4 separate regions of the Homo sapiens genome follow, and regions 1, 3 and 4 are each linked to region 2. A link is a contact called in ENCODE Hi-C or POLR2A ChIA-PET data. All regions are on one chromosome and are shown on one strand. The core of a region is the stretch at or near the end of the contact, and the rest is flanking DNA. Distances in the headings are between cores, read along the strand shown. Region 1 holds the start of NUTF2 (nuclear transport factor 2). Region 2 holds the start of SLC12A4 (solute carrier family 12 member 4). Region 3 overlaps DUS2 (dihydrouridine synthase 2). Region 4 holds the start of PSKH1 (protein serine kinase H1).

Region 1 (5,963 bases), core at 2,805-5,304, 120 kb after region 2:
TCTACTAAGAATACAAAAATTAGCTGGGTGTGGTGGTGGGCACCTGTAATCTCAGCTACTCGGGTGGCTGAGGCAGGAGAATTGCTTGAACCCAGGAGGCGGAGGTTGCAGTGAGCTGAGATTGCACCACTGCACTCCAGCCTGGGCAACAGAGCGAGGCTCTGTCTCAAAAAAAAATAGTGATAGGCAGATAGGCTCCTATACACGAAGGGACATAATTTTGAGCTAATTGAGAACTGAGGCATCTTGTATCCTGCCTCATCCTTGTGCGGCAATATCCCAACCACCGCATGCCAGGTCCCACTTCCAAGTCAGCCCTACATGAATAGAGGATGCAGATAGATCCTGGAGAACCTCAGGCCACTTCTCTTATATCTGAGACCTAGATGGCCCGCCAAGTTCCAGAAACATTTAACGAATTCTCAGGATCAGGATGCCTAGCAATGGCTAGCTGACCTCAGACAAAGAGGTTACAGGGAACGGCCAGGCGCGGTGGCTCACGCCTGTAATCCCAGCACTTTGGGAGGCCAAGGCGGGTGGATCACGAGGTCAGGAGATCGAGACCATCCTGGCTGACATGGTGAAACCCTGTCTCTACTAAAAACACACAAAAAATTAGCCGGGCGTGGTGGCGGGTGCCTATAGTCCCAGCTACTCGGGAGGCTGAGGCAGGAGAATGGCGTGAACCCGGGAGGCGGAGCTTGCAGTGAGCCGAGATCGCGCCACTGCACTCCAGCCTGTGAGACAGAGTACGACTCCATCTCAAAAAAAAAAAAAAGAAGTTACAGGGAACTTCTAGAGGTTGGAATGAGAGGGAGGGACCTGAATTCCTCCTACTCTTGAGTAACGTTGGAGAAGGAAAAGTATCTTTTTGTCCCTGAAGAAAACCCTTGTGATCACTGGGCAATTGTTCACATCTGTAATCCCAGCACTTTGGGAGGCTGAGGTGGGAGTATCGCTTGAACTCAGGAGTTTGAGACCAGCCTGGGCAACATATGGAGATGACATCACTGCAAAAAATAAAAATAAGGCCGGACGTGGTGGCTCACGCCTGGAATCCCGGCACTTTGGGAGGCCGAGACGGGCGGATCACGAGGTCAGGAGATCGAGACCATCCTGGCTAACACGGTGAAACCCCGTCTCTACTAAAAATACAAAAAGTTAGCTGGGCGTGGTGGTGGGCGCCTGTAGTCCCAGCTACTCGGGAGGCTGAGGCAGGAGAATGCTGTGAACCCGGGAGGCGGAGCTTGCAATGAGCAGAGATCGCACCACTGCACTCCAGCCTGGGTGACAGAGTGAGACTCCGTCTCAAAATAAATAAATAGATAAAAATAAAAATAAAATTAGGCCGGGATCAGTGGCTCATGCCTGTAATCCCAGCACTTTGGGGAGGCCAAGGCAGGTAGACCACCTGAGGTCAGGAGTTTGACCAGCCTGACAAATATGGTGAAACCCCTTCTCTACTAAAAATACAGAAATTAGCCAGGCATGGTGGCGTGCGCCTGTAGTCCCAGCTACCAGGGAGGCTGAGGCAGGAGAATCGTTTGAACCCAGGAGGCGGAGGTTGCAGTGAGCCGACATCGCACCACAGCACTCCAGCCTGGGTGACAGAGAGAGACTCCGTCTCGAGAGAAAAACAAAAACTCTCCTGGTCAAGTCACCCAGGGCCATGAAATACGCAAACTACGCCATAGCCGTAAGCCAGCTCACCTGAAATCTGTGTCCTAGAAAGTACCCACGCAGACAATCTACAGGGTCTTGAAATAACTGCTTCTAGTTCTAGATTTCACCTCATTGTCCTGTGGGTAGTCCCTCCTTATTGCCCAGCTCCACTGGCAAAGTTGGCCTCTCCTGAGCCTCTTGGATGAACCTGATTTCCATGTCCTCATGGGCCAGGATATGGACTAGGAAAGTTACATCCAGAGAGAAGGCAGGGCTTGGTAAAATCTGAGCAGCATTCTTGCCTATTCTTCCTGACCAGGGAGAATAACTAGGCAGAGCAATTCATATGCAAGAAAACTTCTAGGTCAAGAGTACTTGGAAGAAGTGACCAGAAATGAACAGAAAAACATTACCTGGGAAAATATTCAAGGAGGAAGAAAAAAATATGCAGGGTCAGTGGCTTTCTTCACCTTGGGTCTCAATCAGCCCTTCTAAGAGACCTGATATTCTGCTTGCTCCTGAGGCCAGAGCTGCAGAGATTGAGCTGCTGCTGCTTTTTTTTTTTTTCTTTTTCTTTTTTTTTGAGACAGAGTCTTGCTCTGTCGCCCAGGCTGGAGTGCAGTGGCATGATCTCTGCCCACTGCAACCTCTGCCTCCCGGATTCAAGCGATTCTCCTGCCTCAGCCTCCCAAGTAGCTGGGATTACAGGTGCACGCCACCACACCCAGCTTTTTTTATTTTGGAGACAGAGTCTTGCCCTGTCACCCAGGCTGGAGTACAGTGGCATGATCTCAGTTCACTGCGACCTCCACCTCCCGGGTTCAAGCAATTCTCCTGCCTCAGTCTCCTGAGTAGCTAGGATTACAGAAGTGCACCTCCACGTTCAGCTAATTTTTGTATTTTTAGTAGAGATGCGCTTTTGCCATGTTGGCCATGCTAGTCTGGAACCCCGGACCTCAGGTGATCCGCTGGCCTTGGCCTCCCAAAGTGCTGGGATTGCAGGCGTGAGCCACCGCGCCAGGCCTGAGCTACTTCTTTAGTCTCTGGAAAGACTGCGGCTCAGAGAAATCAACGCTTTACATGCCATCTCTCCCCTAGTCCCAAGGTCTTCTCTGGACTGGTTCCTTAATTTACCATCTCTCAATCAGAAGCGCCTTTACAAAGGATATCAGGATAGTATTTTTTGGTCAAAGATAACTCTTCCCCCAGAACTCAGTAGGGTCTCTGATGGCATCAGTAAGGGCAATTTCATAAAGCAACCAGGTTCCTGCCTGTTTACAGGCAGCTCCAGTTGTTGGGAAGTGAGCAAGCAAGTGAGGGGAAGCCAGACTTTCTGGAGCTTCCAGCCCTAGTTCTGCCACCCAGGCTTCGGGAGGGCCCCACAAAGTCTGAAATCTACGTGCCCCACCCCCCAAAGCCCCTTCCAGCCCAGGTTCTGGTTTAGCACTAGGCTCAAGAACCTCAGGCCTGAATTCTACTTCCCGTGCATTAAGTCCCACCTTAACATCCCATTCTTATGAAGTCATCCTGTCCTGCGGGGCAATTCTGTGTTGCTGCTGGGGCCTGGTCACTGATAGAGAAGGGCGTGGGCTGGGCCTACCCGGCAGGAGCCGCCTCACCCCATCAGGCCCAGATCCTCTAAGACAAGACAGGGATAAAGTCTCCCGTGGAATCCCCTCCCGCCTCATATTCCCTGACCCTGCCCTCCCTGCGAGAACTCCAGTCCGGGCTCCACAAAGGGCGCGGTAAGAAACGTACACTTCCGAGGGGCAGACAAGGAGGGGGCGTTCACCTACACCCCGGCCGGGCTATGGTCGGGAACAGGGTGAGGGGCCCAAGCCCCGGCTGCGGCAGGCGGGCGCCCTTACCCATGCTGACTCTGGAGCGGGCCGGGTGGCGCTGCCCATCCCCGGATCCTTCGTAGGTGGGTAGCAGGACGTGGGGCTGGGGTCTGCCCGCTAGCCAGCCTGCAGAGCTTGCGGGGCTCGCGCAGGCCGGGCCAGGCTAGACGGGGCGGGGCCCTAAGGCCCCATCCGGACGGTCCTGACTAGAGAAAAAGGCCTGGCCATGGCGCAGGCCGGTGCACCAGCCACCAGCACGGTACGGCCCAGATAGGCGCCCGGCTGGCTCTCTGTGCGTTACCCCCGGCCGCCGCCTCACAGGACCGGCGGGAGGCGGAGCCGCGCGCGACACATGGCCCGGGCCCCGCGCGGCTTCGGGCCGCCGGGGGGGGGGGAGGGGAGGGGCCGCCCGGGGACTCTCAGCGGAGCCTCCCGGCAGCCCAGAGAGCGGCTCCTGCGGCCCAGCCCCCGCCCCGGCGTGCTGGCCCCGACACTCACCCGAGGGGCTGGCACGATGGCGGCAGCGGCAGCGGCAACCCAGCGCGGTCTGCGGCCGACTGTCCCTTCCCCCCTGCCTTCCTTCGCCCGCCCCGCTGCACTCTGGGAGACGCAGTCCCACCGCCCCCCCTTTCCGGCATGAGCGCGCCGAGAGAAAACTACAATTCCCGGCGTGCTATGCGCGGAGGCCCAGACACGGCCCGCAGCGCGGGAGGTGAGGCTAAGCCAGGGAGGGAGGCTGCCGGGGCAAGCCCCTGAGAATTGTGGTCTAGCGGAAGCCTCTGGAACACTAGAGGTTGGCGCCAGGCTAGGGTCAGGGCTCAGTTGTCTCCTGGTCTCAGCTGGCTCGGCCCCGCCCAGTCTGTGCACTGGGGTGGGGGTTGGCCCCGCCTCCGTGGGAGCCCAGCCCGGCCCCAAGCTGGCCCAGCTGCCCCTCCCTGGGCCCCTGGGCCGTTTCCGCTCACGAAACCCCCTCCCCTTGGGGCTATGGCTGCCGCTGTTACTCTTCCGAGCTGTGTGGCCTTAACCAGCCCGGGCGGAACGCACAGCTCCTGCAATCCCAACATTCGTGCGCCTGCACCTCGGCGAGTCGGGCCCAAAGCTGGTTTCGAGCAGGCTAGGCTATTCTTGGGCCGGAGACTCAAATGTCCCTCAGGTGGGGCTTGGTTGGAGAGGTTACCCTCAAACTTCTACAGTCAGGGGTCCCCCCAAAACATTCTGTAAGGTTTTTTTGCAGCAGATAGAGCAGCTAAGTGTTTCATTTTTATTAATGAGGAAAGAGAAATGACTGACTTACCCAAAATTTCGCTGTGATTTAAGTGACCAGATTGTAAATAGTTCTCTTCCTACCCATTGCCCTTTCCTTTCAACGCCCATTTGTTTTCTTGGTAACACAAACATTTGTGGTAAGGCCAGTCTCTAGGTCAGACCTGTGCTTGGCAAAGAGATCTGCAGCCAACTTGGGGTACCACAGGTAAGGGAAATGGCTACAAGGCCTCTCCAGGCAACTCCTAGCCTTCCTTCCTGGCCGGAGGTCTCTCAGTACTCCTGTTCTTCCACAAGAGTTTTGCACCTTCCCCCACCCACAGGCTACCCCTCCAAGAGATGGCTGGTAAGACCGGACCACACTTCTGTTTTTTAAATCTCAGGTCTGTCAACACTACACTTTGCCTGACTAGATGCTTATTACTCAGCTAGTGAGAACTCTGCATTGCCCCGCTTATACATCTGCATCTGGGATCTCCCTTGCTCTGTGAACTGTCTTCTTCTCCCTAAGAAGCCAAAACACTGCCCATAACCTCCAGACACCAGGGAGGGTCCAGGGAGTACTGCTGAGAGCCTCAAGGGAGCCAATGCAGAAACAGCAGAAGTCCCTTCAATAAATAGGAGCTCAAGGATACACTGAAGAGCATGGCTGGATCCTGGAAAAGGCCTTGCTCCGACCGGGAAGATGTGAGACTGGCCCAATAGGAGCAACAAAGGGCACTGCAGTGCTTCCACCACCTGATTACCAGCCAGATCTAACCCTAGGAAGACAGAGGTCCAGTCCATCCCCCAACCAGCCACCTACACAACCTATGTCTCACTCCTTCCCCACCACTTTCCCAACTCAGTGCTAAGGGACTAGAAGGGAAACAGAGACTTGAGTTTTAGGACCATCCCAGCATGTTGCCACAGACAAGTCCCCAGGCAGATGGCTTTGTCCATAAGTAAGAAAGAGAAGGGAGTCATATTTTATGGGGTCTGAAAGTCTCCGTTTGTGCCCCACCACCCACAGTAAACCCAGAGCTTTAAAGGCATTTACTTTTAGACATTGGCTTTGAGCTAAATTACTTGGAGCTATAGACAAAAGCAATGTAATCCTTGCCCCTTCAATATTCAATCTAAGAAAAAATAGAGGCTGGGCGGGGTAGCTCACACCTGTAATCTCAGTACTTTGGGAGGCAGAGCAGGCGGATCACC
Region 2 (6,458 bases), core at 1,688-4,187:
ATTTTTAGTAGAGACGGGGTTTCACCGTGTTAGGCAGGATAGTCTCGATCTCCTGACCTCGTGATCTGCCCACCTCAGCCTTCCAAAGGGCTGGGATTACAGGCGTGAGCCACCGCGCCCGGCCTAATGTCTATGCTCCTCAAATGTCTTTTGAGTTTGGCCTGTGAGGTTATTTTTCCTGTGATGGCTGTGATATTGGAGAAGATGTGTACTGGCCTCGGAGTTCCCCATCGTCCCCTCTGTGTTTGTCAGTTGGGCTCTAGTGGCCTATCTCCCTGGCACAACACCCCACCCTACCCCTGAGGCTGCAGGGTGTGCAGTGCCAGGGTGGGAGCTATACGGAAACTTTGCAGAGCAAAGAGGTAGACTAAGAGGGCACCTGTTCATTCTTTATTTGAAAAATGTGTTGGGACCGGGAGCAGTGGCTCACGACTGTAATCCTAGCACTTTAGGAGAGGCCAAGGTGGGAGGATCGCTGAGCCCAGGAGTTTGAGACCAGCCTGTGCAGCAAAGTGAGACCCTGTCTCTATGAGAAATGAATAAATAAAATTAGCTGGGCATGGTGGCATCTTAGCTACTTGGGAGGCTGAGGGGAGAGGATCATTTGAGGAGTTTGAGGCTGCAGTGAGCTGTGATTGCACCACTGCACTCCAGCCCAAAGTGACAGAGCAAGACCCTCTCTCTAAATTAAAACAAACAAACAAACACCTCTAAGATCTTAAAAAAAAAAAATGTGTTGGGGCCAGCCAGGTTTTGAGGATACCAGAGTGACAAGACCGACAGGGTCCTGCCCTTGCAAAGTCCACAGTATAGATAGAATCTTAATCAGTGATTTCCACCAATCCATTTCTGCCTGCAATGGGAACTATGAAGGGAAAGGCTCAGGGCAGCCCAGTCCAGATGAGGGGTGGGGTGGGGTGGCAGGGCATGTGTCTGAGAAATCTGAGGGGAGGTGGTGCTCCCCACCAAGACCTCCTGGATCAGGAGGTTTTTTGTTTGTTTGTTTGTTTTTGAGATAGAGTCTTGCTCTGTTGCCCAGGCTGGAGTGCAATGGCACTATCTCGGCTCACTGCAACCTCTGCCTCCGTGGTTCAAGTGATTCTCCTGCCTCAGCCTCCCGAGTAGCTGGGATTACAGGCACCTGCCACCACACCCAGCTAATTTTTGTATTTTTATTAGAGACGGGGTTTCACCATGCTGGCCAGGCTGGTCTCGAACTCCCAGCCTCAGGCGATCCACCCGCCTTGGCCTCCCAAAGTTCTGGGATTACAGGCTTGAGCCACCAGGCCGGCCTTGGAGGTTTTTTGTCTGTTTGAGACAGTGTTTCGCTCTTGCTGGAGTGCAATGGCGCCATCTCGGTTCACTGAAACCTCTGCCTCCCGGGTTCAAGTGATTCTCCTGCCTCAGCCTCCCAACTAGCTGGGATTACAAGCACCCGCCACCACGCCCAGCTAATTTTTTTGTATTTTTAGTAGAGACGGGGTTTCACTATTTGACCACGCTGGTCTCAAACTCCTGACCTCAGGTGATCCTCCCGCCTCAGCCTCCCAAAGTGTTGGGATTACCGGCGTGAGCCACCGCGCCAGGCCTGGATCAGGAATTTGATAAGTGAGGGTAGGGACAGAGGCTAGGTAGATGTCCCCCAGAGTGAACAGTGGGTGATGCCCAGAAACTATAGGTCTCAGGTGAGAGAGAGAGATTTGAAGGGCTGAGGCTGCGAGGTGGGTGGCGAGGGATGCGCCTGCAGAGGTCGGGGTCCGGCCGCATTGGGCAGGGCCTTATGGGCCCGGAGCTAGTAGGATTTTCCTTCAGAAGAGGCGGCTCTACGTGAGCAGGGGCGAGGGCAGGGAGTCCAGTAGGAAGGCCGCTACTGTGGGCGGCCGAAGGTGGCGTGAGGGGCGGGGGGGTCAGGTCGGCGGGCCCGCTGCGGGGGCCCTGGGGGAGGGGTCAGAGGGTGGTAAGCTCGGGGGTCGTCTTGCGGGGCCCAGCGGCTCTGATTCCGTACCCCCCACCCCAAGGGCTGGAGGCTGGCAGTAGGCGTAGTCAGAGGACGCCACCCGAGCCACGCGAGGGAGAAGAGTGGAGATAGACAAGTAAGATGGGCTCTGGGGTTTTCTGATAGAGAAAAAAATAGTAAAGCCAGCTAGATAAGTAATCTGAAGCAGTGGAGAAGAAAGTGAAAGAAACGTTAAAAGCAAATAAGTAAACGGCTTGGATAGAGGAACACCCAGGAGGCGAGATAGAGAAAGTTAAAATGAAGGGACTTGGCTACAGCACCCAGTGCACTGTCCCAAAAAGGCAAGCGAGGCAAGCGGGGCGGGGAAGGGTGGGTGTGCGTGTTCTTCCTGCGGAGGACGCAGCAGCCCCTGGGGAGGGACCGAGAATCCCCAGCTGCCTCCAACAGGAGAGGCTGCAGCTAGAGGGCCCAGGGCTGGGACGGGACCTTCGCGGGGGTCTGGTTCCCAGGGTCGCGGAGAAATGGGATGCAGACGCTGGAAATGGGAAGGAGGTATACGGGGTTGGTGGGAGGCCCTGGGCAGGTGGCTTCTGCAGTCCTGGGCCGGTCCGGCCTACCCTGCCCCGTCCCTAAGTAACAGAGCGCTTCGTAAGCCCAGGGCGCAGAGCCAGGACACTCCGCGACCCATCTCACGGAGCCCTAAAACAACCCCGAGGTGGAAGTGTGTTTCCCCCATTTTACAAATGTTGCATCTGGGGCTCAGAGAGGGCGGCCTCTCACCCGAGGTCACACAGGAATCGGGCCCGCCCCCAGGCCGTGGAGCCACTAGGAGTGCTCCCGCCCAGGGGTCTTCCCGCCACCAGGGCCCCCGCTCTGGGAGGAGCCGGCCGAGCCCCTCCCGCTCTCCGCCCCCGAGGGGCGGCCCGGGGGGCGGGCGGAGGAAGTGAGCGCAGCGGGGAGGAATGCGAGCGGGCGGGGCGTGTCGGCCCGGGGCGGCGGGGACAGCGGCGGGGACAGCGGCGGGCGGCTGGGACGGCGGGTGCGGCGGGGCCGAGCCCGCACGATGCCTCACTTCACCGTGGTGCCAGTGGACGGGCCGAGGCGCGGCGACTATGACAACCTCGAGGGGCTCAGTTGGGTGGACTACGGGGAGCGCGCCGAGCTGGATGACTCGGACGGTGAGGGCGCGTTCTGAGGGGCCGTGGCGGGGCAGCGGGGCCTGCCACCCGGGGCCGCCATCCCGGGCCCGCGCCCGCACCTATCCCGGGACCTTGCGCGCACACGTCGGTGCGGACTCAACTTTTTTTGGACCGCGCCGCTGCCACTGGCTCCCCGCCCTGCGCGCGCAGACACGATTTTCCTCGGCCCCCGGCGCCCGCGCCCGGCCGCTTTCTCCACCCCAGCTCCTCCCCTGTGGGCCCCGGGCGGGGGCTGCAGACGTGGCCGCCCAGGGAGGCCAGCCGGCCGGGCCGCCCGGCTTGGGGACAGGGCCGAGACCCCATCTCAGGCCCTTCCCGGCCCTTCAACTTCGGTGAATCCCACATCCTTTTCTCGCCTCGGTTCCTCATTTGAGATTCAGCGTCTTTGCCTTTGAGACGATCCGCTCCCCAACTGCCCAAACCCCTCCGTGTGCCTCTCTGCGCCTACCTGCACTCTGGCCAGAGTGTGCCTACTGGGGGGTCTATGGGTAACTGCCCGTGAGTGCGCCGGTGTAGATCTGTAGGGACAGTGGGCCTCAGTGAAGCACTCACATGGAGCCGGACGTGTCTAGGCACTTGAAGTGAGTTAACTCGTTTAATCCTCCAGCATCACCCTTGGGATAAGTACTGTTACTCTCATTAGGAAGCAGTGAAGGGAGGGGTGGCGGTTATATAACTTGCCCAGGGGCAGTCAAGCCTGGGTTTGAGATTCCAGCACCTTAACTCTTTAACTTAGGTGCCAGGGCCGAGAGGTAAGCCCCATCTCCCTCCTCCTTCCTCCCAGGTGCCCGCGTCTCTCCACAGCCCTTTCTCTATCTCCTACCCCAGGAGGCCCCCCAGAGGGCTGTTCTTGTTAAGGCCCACCCTCGGAGCACGAACACGGCTGAGGACATGTGTCTGTGTACGTAGTGGCATATGCATGTGTAATTGTGCTTGTACAAGTGTGTAGCTGTGGGTATCACAGGGTGAAGGCTGGTTCAGGTCAGGGCATTCTCACAGCCCCTGTTTCCTGCAGGGTTGACAGTGATGAGGATGGTGATTTGACTGATGATAAATGCCTGTGATATCTGTGACCGATCATGATGGAGATATGTAGGAAGTGTGTGGTTGACACGTGTCAGGTGACGTTGTCTGGACCTCTGATCCATCTGTGATGGTGACACGACTGAGATGATCCATGCCCAATGTGAATGATGGCTATGTGTGTGTATCACTTGACTGCCATGTGCAGAGGTAGCACAGGACAGTGGCATGGGCTGCTGGACATTGCAGAGGTTTTACAGGCTTGACAGCTGTGTGAGTGCCCCAGCCTCCATGCCCTTGTCTGCCCCTAGCTTGATTCAAGTGGTCAAAGCAAAAGCCAGCATTCCTGCTTCCCTAACCCTGGGAGGACCTCTCTCCCCAGAGGGTAGACTGGGCTGCATCCCCAGGATCAGCCTGGACCAGTGGGCAGGCAGAGCTGAGCCTAGCTGCTGGCCCCACCTTGGCCACGCCTTGGCCCCTACAGGGTGACTGGAGGGACCTGGAGCTACATTGGCTGAGTCCTGCTAGATCCCCGCAAGCTAGGCCAGCTCCTCCCACTGCCTCCCTTCCTCTTTCTCCTCCTCTTACTCCTTTCCAGCCAGACCTTGGCTGTCTACAGGATGGGGGACACCCTGAGCCCCGGTGAGTGATTTTGATCCTTGGTGGGGACTGCAAAGGGTCAGAGGGCACAAAGCACAGTGAGCCTCAGATCTATCTCCTGCCCCTTCCCCAGTTCAGTGCCCACACCTCTGCTCTGGGAGGCCTAGATGGGCTTGCTCATCCAGCCCACCTTGGCCTGTGGGCAGGGGGTAGGGAGGTGCTGGAGGGGGCACCTCAGGCAGATGTCCGTGTACACAGGGATCAGGAGGGTCACCTGGATCCCCACCTGCCACTGGTGCAGTCACAGTTGCTGGTGGGAACACAGTTGTGTAGCTCACAGGCAGTCCCTAGGCCTAGGCCATATTCAGATTTACTGGGGATCTCAGGTGGTGTCTGAGCAGCTTCAGCCTGGCAGGCATGTCCAGACCTGCCCTGGAATTTTTGGAATGGCTGAGGCCAGAACAGGAGGTCTGAAGCCGAGGGCAGTACAGACATCCAGGCACTACTTAGACCCTTACATTCCCACAAGCCCTTGGGAGCTTTGGGGGAACTCCGAGGAGTGCCCACTGGGCGTCTGGCACTAACTGTCCCTTTTCTAGTGCATCTGGGCAGTTGGAAAAACAAGTGTTACAATCTCCACTTCATAGAAGAGGAAACCAAGGCCGCACAGGGAGTAAGCATGTCTCCCTGGGTCACACGGGGGAAGGTCTGGGAATCCAAGCCAGTCTGCCGCAGTCTGAATGCCCAGAGGCCTAGGTATGCGTACCCTGGCCAAATTGCAGCACTCTTCTCTATTTTTAAAGATTGTGCTGCATAGATGGACTGGAGTCTGTAGTAGGAACGGAACCTGCAGCTCCGCCCCTACAGGGCTCTGATGGACCCTGGGACCCAGATGTGGCCTTCTCCCTGGGTGACCTTGCCTCTGAACATCTTTGAGCTTCACTCTCCTTGTCCCTAAAAGGTAGTAAATGCTCTCTACTGGAATGTTGCTGTGAGAACTAGAGACAACTTTTGGAAGGGCCCCGAGCCATCCTAGAGTGATAGCTGAAGGGACAAGGGATAGGCTAGGTCTTAGAGGACCATTTACAGGCATTTGTGGGGAGCTGCTGTGTGCTCAGCTGTATATTTTCTGGATAGCAATACAGTCTACCCAGAAAGACCAGGCAACAGTGATGGGGCAGGCTGTAGTACATGAGTTTAGAATAAATTATAATTGATTTCCAGCCTACTTCCACAAAAGAATCAGAAGAAATAGCCAACAAAAGTGTCTCCCCAAGTGATTGTTACTCTCAGGAAGATTGAAAACCATGCAGAGGAAGGGGGCAAGCACTCAGGTGAGACAGATGGTGACTTTATCTAAAGAGTAAATTTAGCTTGGAGATTCCTGGCAGCCAAAGCAGAAAGAGAAGTAAGACGAGCTGTATAACTGGCATTTTCTGACAAAATGAAGCACCTGATTTATCAAAGGGAGACACTTTTTTTGTCACAAAAATCCAAAAGTAATTTTCAAAGGCTTTTCACTGAAGAGCCATTAATGTCATTAATGTAAGAGGCAGAGTGTTACTGGGTTTTCAGATTTTTCTTGGGACTCCTTCTGATCCTGAACAAGCATGGAGGGTACAGCAGATATCATAGAGTGTCCGACATGACCCCGCCTGGCTTTAACATGACACGGTGGA
Region 3 (5,719 bases), core at 2,597-5,096, 96 kb before region 2:
AGCTACTCAGGAGGCTGAGGCAGGAGAATTGCTTGAACCCAGGAGGCGAAGGTTGCAGTGAGCCGAGATCATGCCACTGCACTCCAGCCTGGGCAACAGAGCAAGACTCCGTCTCAAAAAAAAAAAAAAAAAAAAAAGAGAGAGAAAGAATACTACATGCCAGGCACTGTGCCAAGGATTTATATTCACAATCTCATAAAAGCCCTGGGACAACCCTATAAAGTAGAAATTATCTTAATTTCTAAACAAGGAATGTTGTGCTCAGAAAGGTTAAGTGATTTCCCAAGGATATACAGCTAACAAGCAGCAGAGCCGGGATCTCAAACCAGGGAGTCTGAATCCAAAGCCTGCTGCCTTGGGAAGGCGCATATGTGTACAAGTGTGTACTCCTCCCTCCTGGCTTCAACCCAAGCAACTCTGCTTTGCTCTGCTTTGTATGAAGGGAGTTCTGGGTTCCCTTCTCTGAAAATGTTGTAAGAGCACAATCAACAACTTGGGCTCTTCCTATAAGACCCCTAAGCCCAAAGGAACATCACTCAGAGAAGAGAGGTCCCTCTGGCCCAAGTCTACTGACCTGAGATGCTGTACAAAATCACATCCTGGACACAGGGAACAAGTGTGAATGGTAAGCCAAGGGTGGCCTTCAGAACCTCAGCTCTCAGCATAGAGTACATTAGCTACAGCTAGAAGGATTGTTTAGTCATTGTGACAGCTGGCAGTCCAACAAATGCAGACAAGAGAGGCAGAGCCTTTAAAAGAATAGGTTGGGTATGGTGGCTCAAGCCTGTAATCCCAGCACTTTGAGGGGCTGAGGCAGGAGGATCACTTAAGCCCAGGAGTTTGAGACCAGCCTGGGCAACATAAGGAGATCCCGTCACTACAAAAAAATAAAAAATTAGCCAGGTGTGGTGGCATGTGCCTGTAGTTTCAGCTACTCAGGAGGCTGAGGCAGGAGGATTACTTGAGCCCAGGAGTTTGAGGCTGCAGTGAGCTATGATTGTGCCACTTCACTCCAGCCTGGGTAACAGAGCAAGACTGTCTCAAAAAACAACAACAACAATGAAAAACACATAAACAAAGCAGTCTGTCTGGGATTATTCAAGGGAGAAGTCATTGCTCAATATAATAGAAAGAAAATGAGGCTGGGCCTGGTGGCTCATGCCTGTAATCCCAGTACTTTGGGAGGCCAAGGTGGGCAGATCACCTGAGATCAGGAGTTTGAAACCAGCCTGGCCAACGTGGTGAAACCCTGTCTCTACTAAAAATATAAAAATTAGCTGGGCATGGTGGAGCGCACCTGTAATCTCAGCTACTCGGGAGGCTGAGGCAGGAGAATCACTTGAACCCGGGAGATGGAGATTGCAGTGAGCCAAGACTGCGCTACTGCACTCCAGCCTGGGTGACAGAATGACAAAGAGGAGGAGAGGAGAGGAGGGGAGAGGAGAGGGGAGGGGGGAGGGGAGGAGATGGGAAGGGAGAGGGGAGGAGATGGGAGGGGAGAGGGGAGGAGATGGGAGGGGAGAGGGGAGGAGATGGGAGGGGAGGGGGGAGAGGGGAGGAGATGGGAGAGGGAGGGGAGAAGGGAGGGGGAGGGGAGGGGAGGAAGGAAAGAAGGAAGGAAGGAGGGAAGGAAGGAGGGAGGGAGGGAAGGAAGGAAGGGAGGGAGGGAGGGAAGGAAGGAAGGGAGGGAGGGAGGGAGGGAAGGAAATAAATGAGATTTTTCTCATGAGGGTCAGAATTCCACCACGTACTGGCTGCATGGTATGATTTTGAGCAAATTACTCAATCTCTAGCATTTACACATCCTGATAGTAGAGGTGTTTCTCCTTTCTTAGTCTCTCTGTGTCTCTAAACCTCAGTACCTACCCTCAATAGGCACTCCATGAATGAAAGAAAGGCAAATGCAAAAGCCCATTCAGGGTCTGCCTGCCCTCCAGACTCATAAGATATCAAAGAGCTAGGCAGAGGTAGGCTGAATATGTAGAAGAGAAATTGGCTGTCACTTGGGGTGACAGATCAATTAAGGAAGGATCACTAAGATGGGTTAGGACCTCCCTGCCAGTCACTAGAAAGGTGACCACTCACCTCCCATGAACTGCGATGGCAGCAATGCCAGTCCTCTCTATCCGCTTCACAAGGCTCAGGGTATCTTCTAGCTGAGGAGGAGGACCACACAGGATGGTTACTGAAGCTCCAGAAGGAGCAGCTGCTGCCTCCTAAAGTAGGCTCAGCTCTACTCTCTCCTCCAAGCCTAATTTAGCACCTCAAGAATCGTTCACAAACCTAAATCCAACATCACCAGAGAGAATGGACCTTCATATGTAACACACCATCCTTACCGATGGCAGGATGCGAATCTTGCAGGTCACAGGTCTGCGTGTCCCTTTAACAAGAGTGCTGAGGATCTGCAGAAAGGAAAACACAAGAGCACCTATGTCTTCTGGAACAAACCATCACTCTGCCTGTACTAATTAACTCCGCTACAGGCTGTGCATTCCGGTGGCATGAACAGTTTGCATATGTGTGAATGCATGTGTGTGTCTGTTACACACATACACACATAAGCTCCATGAGGCAAGGGACCTGCCTTTGTTCTATACTGGAGCCCCAGCACCTGCCTGGCACCTAGTGGTATACACATATTTGTCAAATATACTGAATGAGTGAGTGAATGGGTACGCGTGTACACCTGTGTGCAGCTCACTGAGCCTTTGCCAGGACAAATACCAGAATTATCTGGAGAACTGAAGAAATACACACTCTTGAATTCCACACTATTATTTCCTGAGTCAGTCTCTAGGGGAAGGGCTTAGGAATGTGTGTTTTCAAAAGGCTCTGCCCAACACACTCCAGCCCGTCCTCAGAATCATTCTGAGGCCTAGCCTTGGTTAAGAACACACGGCTAAAAAAAAAAAAAAAGTAAGAAAAAAAGAACACATAGCTAACTGGGTGTGGTGGTTTATGCCTGTAATCCCAACACTTTGAGAGGCTGAGGTGGGAAGATTGCTTGAAGCCAGGAGTTTGAGACCAGCCTGGGCAACACAGCAAGACCCTGTTTCCTTTTTGTTTGTTTGTTTGTTTGTTTTGTTTTGAGACAGGGTCTGGCTCTGTTTCCCAGGCTAGAGTGCAGTGGCACAATCTTGGCTCACTGTAACCTCTGCCTCCCTAGCTCAAGCCATCCTCCCACTTCAGCCTCCAGAGTAGCTGGGACCACCATGTTGGCCAGGCTGGTCTCGAACTCCTGAGCTCAAGCAATCCACCTGTTTTATCCTCCCAAAGTCCTGGGATGACAGGCTTGAGCCACTGCACCTAGCCCATCCCTGTTTCTATTAAAAAAAAAAAAAGCGGGGGGGCAGACAGCTTCTTTCCTGGGTGAAGGGAATGTTCCCTAAGTGTTGTTCCAGGACTTACAGGGTGAGGGAACAGGAAGGCTCTTAAGGGGGGCCTGCATTCCTCTTTAGGGCAGTCAGACATACATGAGTGAAACTGGCAAAGGAAAAGACAACATACTCATAAGATAAGCACATATTTAAAAGTGCTTATCACATAGCAATTGCAAAAGATTTCAAAGAAAGATCAAGAAGTCACGCAGGAAAGTGACAGGGAGGTAGCAAGACCAGACCACACAAGAATCAGAGATAGAGAGGTGTAGATGACACTGCATGTCTGTGTCATTGCTATCTTCTTCCCTCATCAGAAATTTCAGGCCAGGCAAGCTGGAGGAAAGATGATCCCAAGAACCCTCTTCCAAGAACTGGATCTCTGCCTAGCAGAGCAGGGGGATATCTAGGTGGCTGCTGCCAGTCTTGATTCTAGACAGGCGGGGGCAGCAGAGAGCCAGGTTGCAAAAACCAGTAGTGGAGGCCTATCAGGGACAGGATGAAGCAGGCCATTCCAGAAGACATCAGATCAAGAGGCTGGACTGACAGACAGTTCATGAGCAAGACAGGACCTGCTGGCCCAAATGCCAGGGACTGGCAGGAAGGAACAGTCTCTAGGTGCTGCTCCAGGAGGCAGACTTGGCCTGAGGTCTTAGGGTCACCCTGGCAGGCCTTAAAGAGGCACTTACATTTTAAGGGCGGGACTGACAGGTTCATCAAGAAATACAATAAAAATTCTCATTCTAGTCCCATCCTTCATGCTCAGAGCAACATCTCTAAAAGGTTCCATTACAAGTGCTCACTTAGAATCCTCTGACATTTGGTGATTTAAGCAACACCAGCTGGTCTGATCCAATTCTCTGTCTTGTAGAACTTCCTTTTGCTATTTTATCCAAGTAGCTCTCAGTACTTTCTTCAGTATTTCTGTGTGTTTCATGTGTGTGTTAAGGACTAGGAAGGAAATTAGGTAACCAAAAACCCTAGGCACTTGCAAGGGTCACACTGAGGGGAAATGGCAACTAGAGATTGTCTTCTGGCCAGGCTCTAGCATGACACTCTCCTGGACACCAACTCTCCAGATCCAAGTCTTTGGGGAGAAAGAATGAGAGACAAGTCCATATTTGAGCAGAGGAACAGCACATCTACCTACAAGCAGGCTTGCCTCAATAGACCCACTGGCCAACTGAAGAAAAGCAGTCTCCTTCACTCCCCTGGTTTCTGGGAGGCAGCAGATGAGGATAGGAAAGCATAGGCCTGGAAAGCACTGAGACCTGAGTTCATGTCCTGGCCCTGCCAATTGTCAGCCATGGCCCAAGTACAGTGTACACAAGGGGGATGCCCTGCGCACACCTGTAATCCCAGCACTTTTGGAGGCCAGATCACCTGAGGTTAGGTGTTCAAGGCCAGCCTGAACAACATGGTGAAACCCCGTACCTACTAAAAATACAAAAATTAGCCGGGTGTTGTGGTGCATGCCTGTAATCTCAGCTATTCAGAGGCTGAGGCAGGAGAATCACTTGAACCCAGGAGGTGGATGTTGCAGTGAGCTGAGATCGCACCACTGCACTCCAGCCTGGGCAGCAGAGCAAGACTCCCTCTCAAAATAAATAAATAAATATTTAAAAAAATAAAATAAAACTGAGGTTCTTAATCCAGGGAGCATATATCAGAGTTACCTGGTAGAAGCTTTCTCAAAGAGATTGATATCCCACTCTCCACCCCTACTCACCCCAAGGGTCTGCAGAATTCTCAACAGATAGCATCCTTTATTTCTAACTGGGGTAAAATATATATAACATGAAATTTGCCATCTTAAACATTTTTAAGTGTATAATTCAGTGGCATTAATTACATTCACAATGTTGTACAACCACCAATGTTATGTATTTCCAAAGTTTTTCATAACCCCAAACAAGAATCTTGAGAAAATTTCTAGAGGTGGTCTTGAGATACTCCCACAGATGGAACCACGGGCCTAAAACGCCAAGCCTGGAAGGACCCGCAAAGCTCTCACCCAGGTCACCCAGCTTGCCAACACAGTCTGGACCCGAATTGAATCCAGCCCCTACACCTAAGCCACATCTGGCTTTGTTGTGGAAGCCTGCAACCTCCCTACCATGGGGCAAACCCCATCTATCAGTCCAACCTGGCCCATCTGAGTACCCAACCAGAGAAGTAGTGAAATGAACTAAGCTTCTGAGGTTGAGTGTATCTCTGCTGCCTCATGGATGAAATCTGCCTTATTCAAAGAGGGGCAGTAGAGAGGACAGAGCCAACAGCCTGGGTCTGAGAAGAGAGGAGGCTGGAGGATAACAAAAATGCCTGTGTGCTCATGTTGT
Region 4 (5,801 bases), core at 2,100-4,599, 75 kb after region 2:
CCATTGCACTCCAGCCTGGGCAACAAGAGCAAAACTCCGTCTCAAAAAAAAAAAAAAAAAAAAAAAAGAAGCACACTATTGTCAGTTTTCCCCGATGACCAGAAATGACCTTGAGGAAATCACACAATACAAAGCAGCTTCCTACACACAACTAACCCTGAAGAACAAACACGCTTATTAAGACAAGACCTTCTAGCCGGTTGTGGTGGCTCATGCTTGTAATCCCAGCACTTTGGGAGTCCGAGGTGAGTGGATCACCTGAGGTCAGGAGTTTGAGACCAGCCTGAGCAATACGGTGAAACCTCGTCTCTACTAAAAATACAAAAATTAGCCAGGTGTGGTGGCAGGCATCTGTAGTCCCAGCTACTGAGGAGGCTGAGACAGGAGAATTGCTTGAACCTGGGAGGCGGAGGTTGTAGTGAGCCGAGCTCACGCCATTGCACTCCAGCCTGGCGACAGAGCGAGACATCATCTCAAAAAAAAAAAGAAAAGAAAAAAGAAGACAAGACCTTCTTTTGACAAGGGAAACTCTGGGAAGAGGAGCCATTAGTAATAAAAGTGGCTTCCATTAACTGAGTGCCAACTTTGCTAAGGATCTTATATGTACCATCTCACTCCTCTCTACAAGCACATGTAGTAGGCACGATGATTCCTATTTTGGAATAAGGAAATTAGGACTTAGAGAACCTCAAGATTTCAGAAAAGCCAGAAACTGAATCCAGGTCTTTCTGACACCAAAGCCCATGCTTCTAGGCATGAGACCACAACAGGAGTCCACAAGGCAAGGCCTTCTCACTGGACAAAGGAGACAACAGTTTTCTTAGGCAATGACAAAGATCTTCAATGAGGAAGCACAGTAAAGTTACCTGGGAAGTTTTCTCAAAATACAGATACCTGGCCAGACATGGTGGCTCACGCCTGTAATCCCAGCACTTTGGGAGGCTGAGACGGGTGGATCACGAGGTCAAGAGTTCAAGACCAGCCTGGCCAACAGGATGAAATCCCGTCTCTACTAAGAATACAAAAATTAGCTGGGCGTGGTGATGCGTGATTGTAATCCCAGCTACTCGGGAGGCTGAGGCAGGAGAATCGCTTGAACCTGGGAGGCGGAGGTTGCAGTGAGCCGAGATCGCACCACTGCACTCCAGCCTGGGTGTCAGAGCAAGACTCCATCTCAGAAAAAAAAAAAAAATACAGATTCCTACCCCAGATCTTCTTCATCAAAATCTCAAAGAGTGGGTCAGGTGTGGTGGCTCTTGCCTGTAACCCTAAAACTTCGGGAGGCCAAGGTGGGAGGACTGCTTGAGCCCAGGAGTTCGACACCAGCCTCGGCAACATGGCGAGACCTCGTCTCTGTTTAAACAAAAAAAAAAAAATCTCAGCCAGGCATAGTGGCTTATGCCTGCAACCCTAGCACTTTGGGAGGCCGAGGCAGGTGGATCACCTGAGGTCAGGAGTTCGAGACCAGCCTGGCCAACACGGTGAAACACCATCTCTACTAAAAATACAAAATTAGCTGGGCATAGTGGTGCTTGCCTGTAACCCCAGCTACTCTGGGGGCTGAGGCAGGAGAATCACTTGAACCTGGGGGGTAGAGGTTGCAGTGAGCCAAGATCGCGCCATTGCTCCAGCCTGGGCAAAAAGAGCAAAACTCCGTCTCAAAAAAAAAAAAAAAAAAAAACTAACTCAGACAGTAAGGCTCTTGATTTTGTATCACAAAATTATCCCAGGAGATTTTGGACTATCCAGGATTAAGAGGCTGTACTACCTACCACACACATACGCTGGCATTTGCTGTGCTCATCTTAGATCCTAGCCCTGATAGGTGCTCAAAAATACAGTTGAATCTATCCATTCATAAGTCAGCATTCAGCAAATGCTACTGGAGGCTAGCCCCTATTTTATGCCAGGCACAGAGCCAGACATATGCAGACAGAAGACCACCATGTGACACAACAGGATGTACTCAATAGTAGCAGCATGGATATAGAGGAGTTAATGGTTACATGCCAAGCAAGGTAGATTTTTTTCCTAGGAAGTGACATCTCAGGTGGATTTTATAGGACAGATGTAAGTTTCCAACACTGGTAGGTGGTCGGTGGGGTGGAAGGCAGTGTATAGCAAACTGAGAAAACTGCGTTATCTAAAGCACAAGGGGACCAAGCACAGTGGCTCACGCTTGTATTAATAATCTCAATATGTTAGGAGCCTAGGCAGGAGGGTCTCTTGAAGCCAGCTCTGGCAACAAAGCCAGACTCCCTGGCTCTACAAAAAATTTTAAACTTAGCCAGGCGTGGAGGGGAGTGCCTCTTGTCTCAGCTACTCGGGAGGTTGAGGCGGGAGGATCATTTGAGTCCAGGAGTTCAAGGCTGCAGTGAGCTATGAATGAGCCATTGCACTCCAGCTTGGGCAATAGAGGCCTTGTCTCAAAATTAGTAATACTAAAACACAAAGGTATGAAACCAGAGCTAACAGGAGCGCCACACGTTTTAACAACAATAAACTACGTAAAGGGAGCACAGAAGTGCTCCGGTGTTGATTGGCTGGTTAAACCTTCACCAGATTACGAAGAGCCCTGAATGCCTTGCTAAGAAGTGCGGCCTTTGTCCTGAAGGCACTAAGGAACTAGTTTCAGGCAGTGAAGGACTTACTCAGATTTTCAGGTGGGAATTATCACTTCAGCCGCTTTATGGAGGGGGACTAAGTGTGGGGGACTAGGCTTCCCCTTGCAGGTAGAGGAATGACAAGCTTGCCAAGCAAGCAACCCAGCTGGACTCAGACCTGCTATTTCCCAGCCTGCACAAGGAAGCGATCAGCTGCCCCGCCGGCCCCTGGCAGACGCAAAGGAGGGGTGTGGAGTAGGCGCCGGGCGCGAGAAGGCAGTAAGGACAAGGACAACCAGGTTGGATCAACCTGACCCGCTCTGGACGCGGGGCGGCTGAACAGCAAGCAGGCAGGGCAACCGACCACGTCCACCAGGCCCAAGCGGGCCTGGAGACGGGCTATCCAGCACGACAGCACGTTCCGAGGCCAGTCCAGACTCGGACGCCGGGAACCCGAGCAGCCATCGCCCGGCCTGCTCTCCAACCCTGTAGGCCCTGGCGCACGGGGCACGGGCCGACGCTGCAGGCTGACCAGGGGCAGGCCCCGGAGCGCCAGAAAGCGACCACGACCACAGTTCGGCTGCCCCTCCCGCCCGTCGGGCCGTCGTCCTGGGCCGGGCCGCCTCACCTCGCGCGGGCGGCGGGCTCTTCGGCGTCTCGGCGGCTCTGCCGGCCATCTCCGGGCAATGGCAGCGGCCGCCGCCGCCGCCGCCGCCGCCGCCATTCTCGGGCGTTAGCGTCGTGGCGTCATCACAGCGCGCAGCTGACGCCAAAACAAGCCTACGGGGCGGGTCGGGGGCGGGTCGGGGGCGGACTCTCCCGAAACTGGGCTACGCGGCTGGCGGATCTCCGAGCGTGGCCTGCCAATCAACCTCTTCGGGGCGGGGACGGGCACTCTCCTGAAGGGGTGGGTCTATTTGTCGCTCAAAGTAACTTGACCGCTGCCTGCGAGACGGGTCGGTGATAGAAAAAGGAAGGATCGCGGGAAATAGGGAGAAAGTTTCAAGTTTCTGGTTGGGGGAAAGGGGACTCTGTAATGCGAGCTTGGGTAAACAATGCTTTCCAACAGAGGTTTCTGGAAGTGCCTCTGGAACTCCGCAAAGGATAGACTTAATTTTCATTAACAAAATCTATTTTTTAAAACTGCACTTAGAATAATTTCAACACTCCATGTGTTGAATTTGGCCTCCATCAAAGAAGAGATGCAAAGGGTTAATTTGTAGATAGGTGAAGTCAATCTTGGGCCAACTTCTGGACTCATGGTTATTTGTTGTTGTTAATTTAATTTATATGCCGAGTCTGAAAAGCAAGCGGATTTTTAAAAAATTGTTACCATTCACAATGACTTCTCTATAGGATCAGAACTGGTTCACTTTACAGTCAACCCAACTTGGAGGGGTTAAAATAGGTGCTGCAGATGGTAAGTGCATTGTAACCTCCATCCATCTTCCCCATTTCAGTAGCTCTGTATTCAAATCTTTATTGAGTATGTACTTTGCACATGGAACTGTCTTTGATTGACTGTATAAGCTAATGTTATACTTTAAACCTAAAAATAAATTAACACCAATAAAACATTGTCGTCGGCTGGGCGCCACTGCTCACACTTGTAATCCCAGCACTTTGGGAGGCCAAGGCAGGTGGATCACCTGAAGTCAGGAGTTTGAGACCAGTCTGACCAACAAGGTGAAACCCTGTCTCTACTAAAAATACAAAAATTAGCCAGGCTTGGTGGCAGGCTCCTGTAGTCCCAGCTACTCGGGAGGCTGAGACAGGAGAATAGCTACAACCTGGGAGACAGAGGTTGCAATGAGCTGAGATTGCACCACTGCACTCCAGCCTTGGCGATGGAGTGAGACTCCGTCTCAAAAAAAAAAAAAAAATTGTTGTCTATTTTATGTAGTAAGGTTTCTTTCTTTTCTTTTTTCCTGAGATGGAGTTTCGCTCTTGTTGTCAGGCTGGAGTGCAATGGCACAATCTCGGCTCACTGCAACCTCTGCCTCCCAAGTTCAAGCAATTCTCCTGCCTCAGCCTCCCCGAGTAGCTGGGATTACAGGCGCCTGCCACCATGCCCGGTTAATTTTCTTTATTTTTATTTTTATTTTTATTTTTATTTTTATTTTTATTTTTTTTGAGAAAGAGTCTCGCTTTGTCACCCAGGCTAGAGTGCAGTGGCGCAGTCTCGGCTCACTGCAAGCTCCGCCTCCTGGGTTCACGCCATTCTCCTGCCTCAGCCTCCCGAGTAGCTGGGACTATTGGCGCCCACCACTGTGCCCAGCTAATTTTTTGTATTTTTAGTAGAGACGGGGTTTCACCATGTTAGTCAGGATGGTCTCGATCTCCTGACCTCGTGATCCGCCCGCCTCGGCCTCCCAAAGTGCTGGGATTACAGGCGTGAGCCACCATGCCCAGCCGTAGTAAGGTTTCTTACAAGATTTCATTTAAAAAGAACAATGGTGGCCCAGCGCGGTGCCTCACGCGCCTGTAATCCCAGCACTTTGGGAGGCCCAGGTGAGCAGACCACCTGAGGTCAGGAGTTGGAGACCAGCCTGGCCAACATGGTGAAACCCCATTGCTACCAAAAATACAAAAATTAGCTAGGCGTGGTGGCAGGCGCCTGTAATCCCAGCTACTTGGGAGGCTGAGGCAGGAGAATTGCTTGAACCTGGGAGGCAGAGGTTGCAGTAAGCCGAGATCACGCCATTGCACTCCAGCCTGGGCGAGAAGAGTAAAACTCCATCTCAAAAAAAAAAAAAAGTTAAAAAATTGTTTCCAAAAGTCTAGTGCAATAATTAAGGGTATAGACTTTGGTGCCAAACATACCTGGGATCAAATCCCAGCTCTGACACTTCCAGAGCTGTTTGACTTTAAGCAAGACATCTGCCTCATCAGCCTCATTTTATTTTTTAAATTTTGGCCAGGTTGGTCTTGAATTCCTGACCTCAGGTGATCCACTGGCCTCAGCCTCCCAAAATCCTGGGATTACAGGCGTGAGCCACTGCACCTGGCCTTTTTAATTTTTTTAATAGAGACAGGGTCTTGCTCTGTCATCCAGGCTGGAGTGCATGGCAGCAATCAAAGCTCACTGTAACCTCGAACTCCTAGGCTCAAGGGATCCTCCTGCCTCTGGAACAGGAATTAAAAGAAATTAAAGAATGTGTAAGTAGAAACTCAGTTGTATGTAAGAAAACCCAATTC

The links. Hi-C counts contacts between places; a loop is a spot of excess contacts on that map. ChIA-PET counts read pairs that join two places held with the same protein, here RNA polymerase II (POLR2A). Pooled maps may share reads with other maps.
Region 1: a map of CD8-positive, alpha-beta T cell shows a loop between it and region 2 (2.7-fold over the local background). The contact joins the promoter of NUTF2 here to the promoter of SLC12A4 in region 2. A Hi-C loop is called at or near these places in 1 of 168 maps with a recorded cell type or tissue (CD8-positive, alpha-beta T cell), 4 of 37 single-sample maps with no recorded cell type and 17 of 50 pooled maps. POLR2A ChIA-PET finds 5 or more read pairs at or near these places in 7 of 52 experiments (AG04449, H1, HepG2 and 4 more).
Region 3: a pooled map shows a loop between it and region 2 (5-fold over the local background). The contact joins the enhancer-like site here to the promoter of SLC12A4 in region 2. A Hi-C loop is called at or near these places in 1 of 168 maps with a recorded cell type or tissue (endothelial cell of hepatic sinusoid), 1 of 37 single-sample maps with no recorded cell type and 10 of 50 pooled maps. POLR2A ChIA-PET finds 5 or more read pairs at or near these places in 8 of 52 experiments (A549, H1, HepG2 and 3 more).
Region 4: a loop to region 2 is called in a map of CD8-positive, alpha-beta T cell, with 13 times the contacts of the local background. The contact joins the promoter of PSKH1 here to the promoter of SLC12A4 in region 2. A Hi-C loop is called at or near these places in 3 of 168 maps with a recorded cell type or tissue (CD8-positive, alpha-beta T cell and naive thymus-derived CD4-positive, alpha-beta T cell), 10 of 37 single-sample maps with no recorded cell type and 24 of 50 pooled maps. POLR2A ChIA-PET finds 5 or more read pairs at or near these places in 9 of 52 experiments (CD8-positive, alpha-beta memory T cell, H1, HEK293 and 6 more).

The regions. Positions count from the first base shown.
Region 1 is chr16:67,845,024-67,850,986 of GRCh38, reverse strand. It overlaps NUTF2 (nuclear transport factor 2), which reads right to left and starts at 4,054. Exons shown (of 5, transcript NM_005796.3): 1 at 4,002-4,054. It overlaps CENPT (centromere protein T), which reads left to right and starts at 3,294. Exons shown (of 16, transcript NM_025082.4): 1 at 3,294-3,586. RefSeq lists an enhancer at 3,169-3,278 and silencers at 3,749-4,098, 4,299-4,568.
Region 2 is chr16:67,965,116-67,971,573 of GRCh38, reverse strand. SLC12A4 (solute carrier family 12 member 4) reads left to right here and starts at 2,937. Exons shown (of 24, transcript NM_005072.5): 1 at 2,937-3,135. The coding sequence starts at 3,021. RefSeq lists silencers at 2,685-3,014, 3,145-3,474, 3,985-4,044, 6,367-6,458 and an enhancer at 4,803-5,321.
Region 3 is chr16:68,063,003-68,068,721 of GRCh38, reverse strand. It overlaps DUS2 (dihydrouridine synthase 2), which reads right to left. Exons shown (of 17, transcript NM_017803.5): 9 at 2,340-2,405; 10 at 2,086-2,156. Among named protein-coding and RNA genes, the nearest start is that of NFATC3, 20 kb to the left of the region's middle. Within about 2 kb of position 3,846, at least 25 of the 41 ENCODE cell types and tissues checked have a DNase peak (open chromatin) inside an H3K27ac peak, as active enhancers do.
Region 4 is chr16:67,890,802-67,896,602 of GRCh38, reverse strand. It overlaps PSKH1 (protein serine kinase H1), which reads right to left and starts at 3,349. Exons shown (of 3, transcript NM_006742.3): 1 at 3,232-3,349. RefSeq lists silencers at 3,103-3,222, 3,553-3,612.